Linked DNA regions of Homo sapiens: region 2 is linked to region 1. The links are chromatin contacts, found by Hi-C or POLR2A ChIA-PET in ENCODE. All regions are on one chromosome and are shown on one strand. The core of a region is the stretch at or near the end of the contact, and the rest is flanking DNA. Distances in the headings are between cores, read along the strand shown. Region 1 holds the start of EIF4G3 (eukaryotic translation initiation factor 4 gamma 3). Region 2 holds the start of USP48 (ubiquitin specific peptidase 48).

Evidence for each region. Hi-C counts contacts between places; a loop is a spot of excess contacts on that map. ChIA-PET counts read pairs that join two places held with the same protein, here RNA polymerase II (POLR2A). Pooled maps may share reads with other maps.
Region 2: a loop to region 1 is called in a map of naive thymus-derived CD4-positive, alpha-beta T cell, with 7 times the contacts of the local background. The contact joins the promoter of USP48 here to the promoter of EIF4G3 in region 1. A Hi-C loop is called at or near these places in 1 of 168 maps with a recorded cell type or tissue (naive thymus-derived CD4-positive, alpha-beta T cell), 2 of 37 single-sample maps with no recorded cell type and 10 of 50 pooled maps. POLR2A ChIA-PET finds 5 or more read pairs at or near these places in 1 of 52 experiments (activated CD4-positive, alpha-beta memory T cell).

What each region holds. Positions count from the first base shown.
Region 1 is chr1:21,175,307-21,178,269 of GRCh38, forward strand. EIF4G3 (eukaryotic translation initiation factor 4 gamma 3) reads right to left here and starts at 1,591. Exons shown (of 37, transcript NM_001391906.1): 1 at 1,416-1,591; 2 at 869-1,052. RefSeq lists an enhancer at 1,506-1,555.
Region 2 is chr1:21,781,380-21,784,635 of GRCh38, forward strand. It overlaps USP48 (ubiquitin specific peptidase 48), which reads right to left and starts at 1,770. Exons shown (of 27, transcript NM_032236.8): 1 at 1,445-1,770. The coding sequence starts at 1,578. RefSeq lists enhancers at 454-503, 816-1,587, 1,064-1,163, 1,588-2,358, 2,104-2,153 and a silencer at 1,534-1,893.

The DNA.
Region 1 (2,963 bases), core at 341-2,840:
CTCTCCAAAATTCTACAATCGAGCAAATAACATGAAATTAGAAACATTCAATACTAGACTTTCCTCCAGAAGCCCTGGTAACTCTCTAGACATCAGGCCTATGAGGAGTAAATTAAAGCCCATTAAAAATATTCAGCCTAACACAAATCTTCCAAGAAGTGAGACTTTTGTGGGTGATGGGTAATGTCGGTGAACTTCCTCTTCCTTTAAAAAGGTCAAAGACAGGGAAGCGTCCGGCGTCACATTTCCTCCTCAGATCTCTACCACAAACCACATCACAACTCTCCCATTACTAAAAAAAATTATCCAGAGGAACTGCTTTCTGTACATTTTCACCTTAGACTGAAAATCCAACATACCTCGGAAACGAGCTGATTGGTTTCAAACAAGAAATTTACCGATAAAGTTTATTATGTACTAATAATAATTATGGAAGCCCACTGTGTCCCGCTGTAGGGGGAGCCGAGGGGAGGTGAAGAGCAGGAGGGTGTAATCCTCACAACAACCAGAGAAAAGCCTTCCCTGCAGGGTTGGTCCCAGGCACCAAGCAAATTCTGCCCAATAAAGGGGGGGAGGGTACCTTAGGGGAGGAGGGGAGAAGGGACCCCAAGCTCTAAAAGGAAGGGGCTGCAGAAGCATGGCCAAGTGGGGCTAGCTTTCACAGTATTGCAGAGGGTCTGGGGGTCCCCCCGCAGTGCTGCTGCCGGGGCACCCCAAAAGCTCCGCCCAAGCCCGATGCAGGGGCTTGAGCCGCTGTCCCTTTCCTGGCTGGGCTGTGGCGGCCGGCAGGAGGGTCCCCTGGGCTGCGGGGTCCCCCTGGACTGCGACGACGAGAACCGAAGGGCCGACAGGAAGGTGAAAAGGATACTGTTGGGGCGCCTGAGTCTGGAGGGCCCTGATGTTCGGGTGAGGAGGGGGGACCGCTGCCGCCGCCGCCGCCGCCGCCGCCGCCGCCGCCGCTGCTGCCGCCGCCGGGTGAGGAGGCGGTACCGCTGCTGCCGCCGCCGCCGCCGCTCCGGTGCCGGGTCCGGTTCCTGCTGCAGTCGCTGTGCCTGATTTCAGAGCCGGTTTCTGCGGTAAACTCATGGCAAAGCGAAGCCACCAACCCCCCCAGAGCGGGACCGGGCGCGCCGGGGTGCAGGGGCCGGGGGCAGCGGGGGGGCGGGATGGGGGCAGACCCGGGGAGGCGGCGGGAGCGGGGGGCTGGGGGGAGCCTGGGGGGAGGAGGAGGAGGGGGCCGGGGCCGGTCACACACGCCCGACGCCGCCGCCGCCGCCGCCGCCGCCTCCGCCGCCGCCGCCGCCGGCAGCAGCAGCCGCCCCGCGGGCCAGCACCACCGGCTGCCGGTCTCCGTGACAACGCGACCCCAGGGGGGGGGCCGGACCCGGCGGGGGCAGGAGGCGGAGAGACCGGACCTTTCACGGCAATATCCTCATGGGCCGGCGGCGGGGGATCTTTATCCCCCTCCCCGGAGGAAGCGGCGCCCTTCTCGGTAGCGGGGCTCAGGCGATGCCGGTGGATTTTCTTCACTCAACGAGCAGAGCATCCAACATGGCGCTGTGGCCGCCTCCAGCAGTCCGGCAGGACGGCTGCTCGGAAAACTTCGGACTTTTTCGGAATGGCTCGGGAAACCGAGGGTGGGAAGCCTCTTCGGCTCTTTCCGGAGACTGCTAGGGGTCGGGATTCTTCGGAGACGCTCGGGTGCGTCCTCGGCCGCCGTTCGGGAGGGCTCAGGGGCTAACTCGCTTCCTCGGCAAAGATCGGCGAGGGAGGCTTCGCTGGCTTACAGCGGCGCGGGTGCGGGGCGGAGGGAAAGACCAAAGGCGAGGTCTGGCTTGCGAGAGTCCTCCCCTGCGGCCCAGCCTCGAAGAACAATGGTAATGGCCCCGGAGTCGGCTGTTCGCTGAGCCCCGCTCGCAGGGGCGGAGAGGCAGCGGCGAGGCGAAAAACCCCTGGAGAAGGAACCGCTTAACCGGAATGGAACCCGTTGGATAGGGACCCCCCGCGGGGACTTCGCGTAACCAATGCCACCCGCCGGCCTGTAACCCACGCATTTCACACCCATTGTGTCGACACTTCCTCAGACGCTCTGAGAGGTGAATGAGGAGCCCCATTTCCAGAGGACACAGAGGAAAAGTGACTAGCCCAAGGTCACCCTATCGGGAAAGGACAGAGCCTAAATCTAAATGCCACCTTCATCTGGATGAACCTTGCCGCCTCCCATATTGGCTGGGGACATGACCTGAGCCGCCATATCTAATCAGCAGCCTTAACTGAGCTCTGTGGATGGATTCAAACCTAGGCCTTCCCCAGGACTGGAGCGCCCTTTGACCAGCAGCCAGTGATCAGCTCCCCAATGTCCTATGCTGGGTGACATTTGTTGATAAGGATTTTCTTCCCAGCTAGACCTGCCAAGATCACTCCCACCCCCAACCCCGCACACCCCACTCCTTAGCAGGTGCCTTGTCCTAAGCACAGTGGCATTGAGTGGGAAAGAATGGCAGGCATCGGCCGGGCGCGGTGGCTCACGCCTGTAATCCCAGCACTTTGGGAGGCCAAGGCCGGTGGATCACTTGAGGTCAGGAGTTCAAGACCAGCCTTGCCAACATGATGAAACCTCGTCTCTACTAAAAATACAAAAATTAGCCAGGCGTGGTGGCAGGCACCAGCTACTCGGGAGGCTGAGGCGGGAGAATCACTTGAACCCAGGAGGCGGAGGTTGCAGTGAGCTGAGAGAGTGCCATTGCACACTAGCCTGGGCGCGACAGAGTGAGGCTTCGTCTCAAAAAAAAAAAAAAAATGGCAGGCGTCATGGAGCAATCAAGTTTTAATATAATATTTACCAGACATGGCACTAAGCGCTGTACCCTTCATTATCTCAAGCAGTCCTGTGAAATAGGTAGTATCCATTTTACAAATGAATAAACTGAGACTGGGGAGGCTCAATACCATCAAACCACAGA
Region 2 (3,256 bases), core at 520-3,019, 610 kb after region 1:
AGTGAGCCGAGATCACGCCATTGCACTCTAGCCTGGGCAATAAGAGCGAAACACCGTCTCAATAAATAAATAAATATCAGAAATTGGCCCAGCATGGTGGCTCACGCCTGTAATCCCAGAAGAGGTGGGCAGATCGCTTGAGCCCAGAGCTCGAGACCAGCCTGGCCAACATGGCGAAAACCCGTCTCCACTAAAAATACAAAACTGAGTCGGGCGTGGTGGCCCGTGCCTCTAATCCCAGCTACTCCGGAGGCCGAGGTGGGAGGATCGCTTGAGCCTGGGAAACGGAGGTTGCAGTGAGCCGAGCTCGTGACACTGCACTCCAGCCTGTGTGACAGAGTGAGACCCTGTCTCAAAAACCACCAGAACTATTAGTAGTTTACATTATTTGGTTAGTCTGGAAACTAATTACGTTGAGAAACTGACTGAAGCTTGATTATTTCTATTATACACAGACTTCAAACATTCCAGAACTTACTGTTAAAGTCAGATTTACCCTCCTTGTGAGACAGACGCCCAGAGCTTGGACTTATTCGTTTGCTTTATAGAAACTCCCTAACTTATTTCACTTCTCATACTAGACTTTAAGCTCCAAAGCCAGAGACCATGACTTCCATTCCTTCCGGATCCCCCAGCGGAATGTAAAAACTCCAGAAAGCATTTCCTAAATGCCTGCCGAAAGACGGCTACTGAGCATGCCCGGCTTGGCCAAGTCAATTTCAACAACATTCTGAAACAAAAACTATAGTTCCCGCGTTACAAGGTGGAAAAAAGGGAATAAACGGGAGCAAAGCCTAAGGATTCAATCTATATGAGGGGGTTAAGGAAAGGTAAAGTTCAAGGGCGGCGCAGACGTGAAGGACAGCACTATCACAGCTTAAACTTGGTACTCGGTAAACTGGTGTCGAACCAGAACGACCAAAGAAAGGCTTAAAAAAAATACTAGATTAACGAGTGAGGGAAGGCCAACGGGGGTGCAGGGTATCGATGACGTAGGCTGACCACAGTTTTTTCTAAAGCTGCCCTCTACAAAAATAATACTAAGATGATCAGGCCTTCGGTGTCAACACCAACAAGATACACTGTGATGAAGCTCACTTCCAAAAAGTTCCTTTTTACAAACGAAAGAGCCGTGCTGTGGCCAAGATACCCCAACCATCAACGCTTGCTAAGCTCTCAGCTCCTGCCTTCATCTCCACCGCCATCTTCTGGATGGGAACCCAAACCTTCCTAAAGTGCTTTGGCCAGCATCACCTCCGCGCACAGCCCGGGAAGCCTGCGTTTCCCAGGTCGCGCAGACGGCGCAAAGGGGGAAACTCCACCTCGCTCGGCTCCGCGCCTCCCAAATGCACGCAAAGGGCTGCCGTCTTCCTTTCCCCTACCCCGCCCGGGCTTTCCAAGGTCCGGCGCGAGGAGCCCGCGAGGCGCGGTGCGCGGGCCTCACCTGCACACGCCGCGAATGCAGGGCTCCAGCCAGATGCGGTAAGCGGTCTCGATGTGCTCCTGCGACACCTCCTCGGGCCGCACCGTCTCCGCCCAGCGCCAGGCCGCCTTCTCCAGCTGCAGCCGCGGGGCCATGGCCTTGGCCCCAGGAACGCCTCCCGAGCCAGACCGCCGCAGCCGCCGCCGCGGTCTGCACCGCCGCCCCAATGGGCTTCGCCACCTGCCAGCAAGGAGGACCTGGCGCTCCTTCAGGCAGCTGGCCAGTCAATCACCTGTGCGCGCCACTGCCGCCGCGCCCGCCCGCGCCCGACCCGCACGACCGGCCGCAAAGCGCCGCCGTCGACACCCGACACACCCCGCGCCCGCGGACGTTAAAGGTGGACTCCCCGCCGCGCTGAGCGCATGCGCGTTCCCAGCAGCCTCTGCGCCTCCCGCGCCCCTAACCCGACGGGCTGAGGTAGAGGAAGCGTACGTCCGAGGCGGTCTTGCCACGTCCTCACTGGCACTTCTGGAAAAGCAGCGTCTCAGCCCCCGTTCAGGGCGGCGCACTACGTACCACTACTCTAACAAACCAGTGCCTCGAAAGCTATTTCTTGCCTCCGGTACTTCCCTTTTAACCATGAAGTTTTCACGCTAGAGGCTACTCAACGCACACACAGGCCCGCCCAGACTGTGGAGCGGGACCTGTTTAGAGTAGAAACCGAGTCGCCAAAGAAACCAGTGTTGGCTCTTTAGAGGGAGATTTAACTTGAGCCTAGACCGGTTCCGAACCCCTTTCCCGAGCCCTCCTGACGTCATGGGACCTTCCGGCCTTTTCCCGTGCTAGGGTGGGACTACGTGTCCCGGCATGCCCTGCGTCCTGCCACTGACTGTGAGGCATGCTGGGATTTGTAGTCTTCGAGGTGGGAGTGCTCAGTGCGCCGCAGACTGTGCGGGCGGGGGTCCGAGGTGCCAGGGTGGAGTTTCTCTGGTGCGCAAGGTCATGTTTGCTGTTGGCTCCCTTCTCAAGACTGTTACCTCTATGCCAGGATTTTCTAGTTCCTCTCTAGCTCCTGGTTTAAAACATTTCCTTTCTGCGACTCCTGCCCCAGGACATAAAGAGTAGCTTTATGAGAATTGTTTTGCAAACTGTAAAGAACTCTACTAAAGTGAGGATATTTAAGAATTTTGAATTTGAATTAGAGCTCTGCCAGAATCTAAGCGCTAACTTCTGACTCAGCTGCTTGCCTGCTGGAAAACCTTAGGCTGAATTCTTTAGATAAACATTCACTGGGCCGAGCACCGTGGCTCAAGGATCCAATCCCAGCACTTTGGGAGGCCGAGGTGGGCGGATCACCTGAGGTCAGGAGTTCGAGGCCAGCCTGACCAAAATGGAGAAACCCCGTCTCTACTAAAAATACAAAATTAGCAAGGCGCGGTCGCGCATGCCTGTAATCCCAGCTAGTCGGGAGGCAGAGGCAGGAGAATCGCTTGAACCCGGGAGGCGGAGGTTGTGGTTAGCCGAGATAACGCCATTGCACTCCAGCCTGGGCAACAAGAGTAAAACTCCGTCTCAAAAAAAACAAAAAAATTCGCTGAAGGCAGAAGAAAGTAAGATGTGGTCCCTGCCCTTGGAAGTGGGTTAGGGAGTGAGCGGTAGAAATACAAAGATCCCCATCCCAGTCTTGGGAGGCTTCGGGGTACTTGAGAAAAGGCTTCCCAGAAGTAATTCCGAAGCCCGCTTTTAACGGGTGAGTTGGACTTATCCAGGATAGAAGAAAGACACCATTCCAGAAAAAAAGAAACCACAAGGAGCAAAGGCACAGAAGAGAAA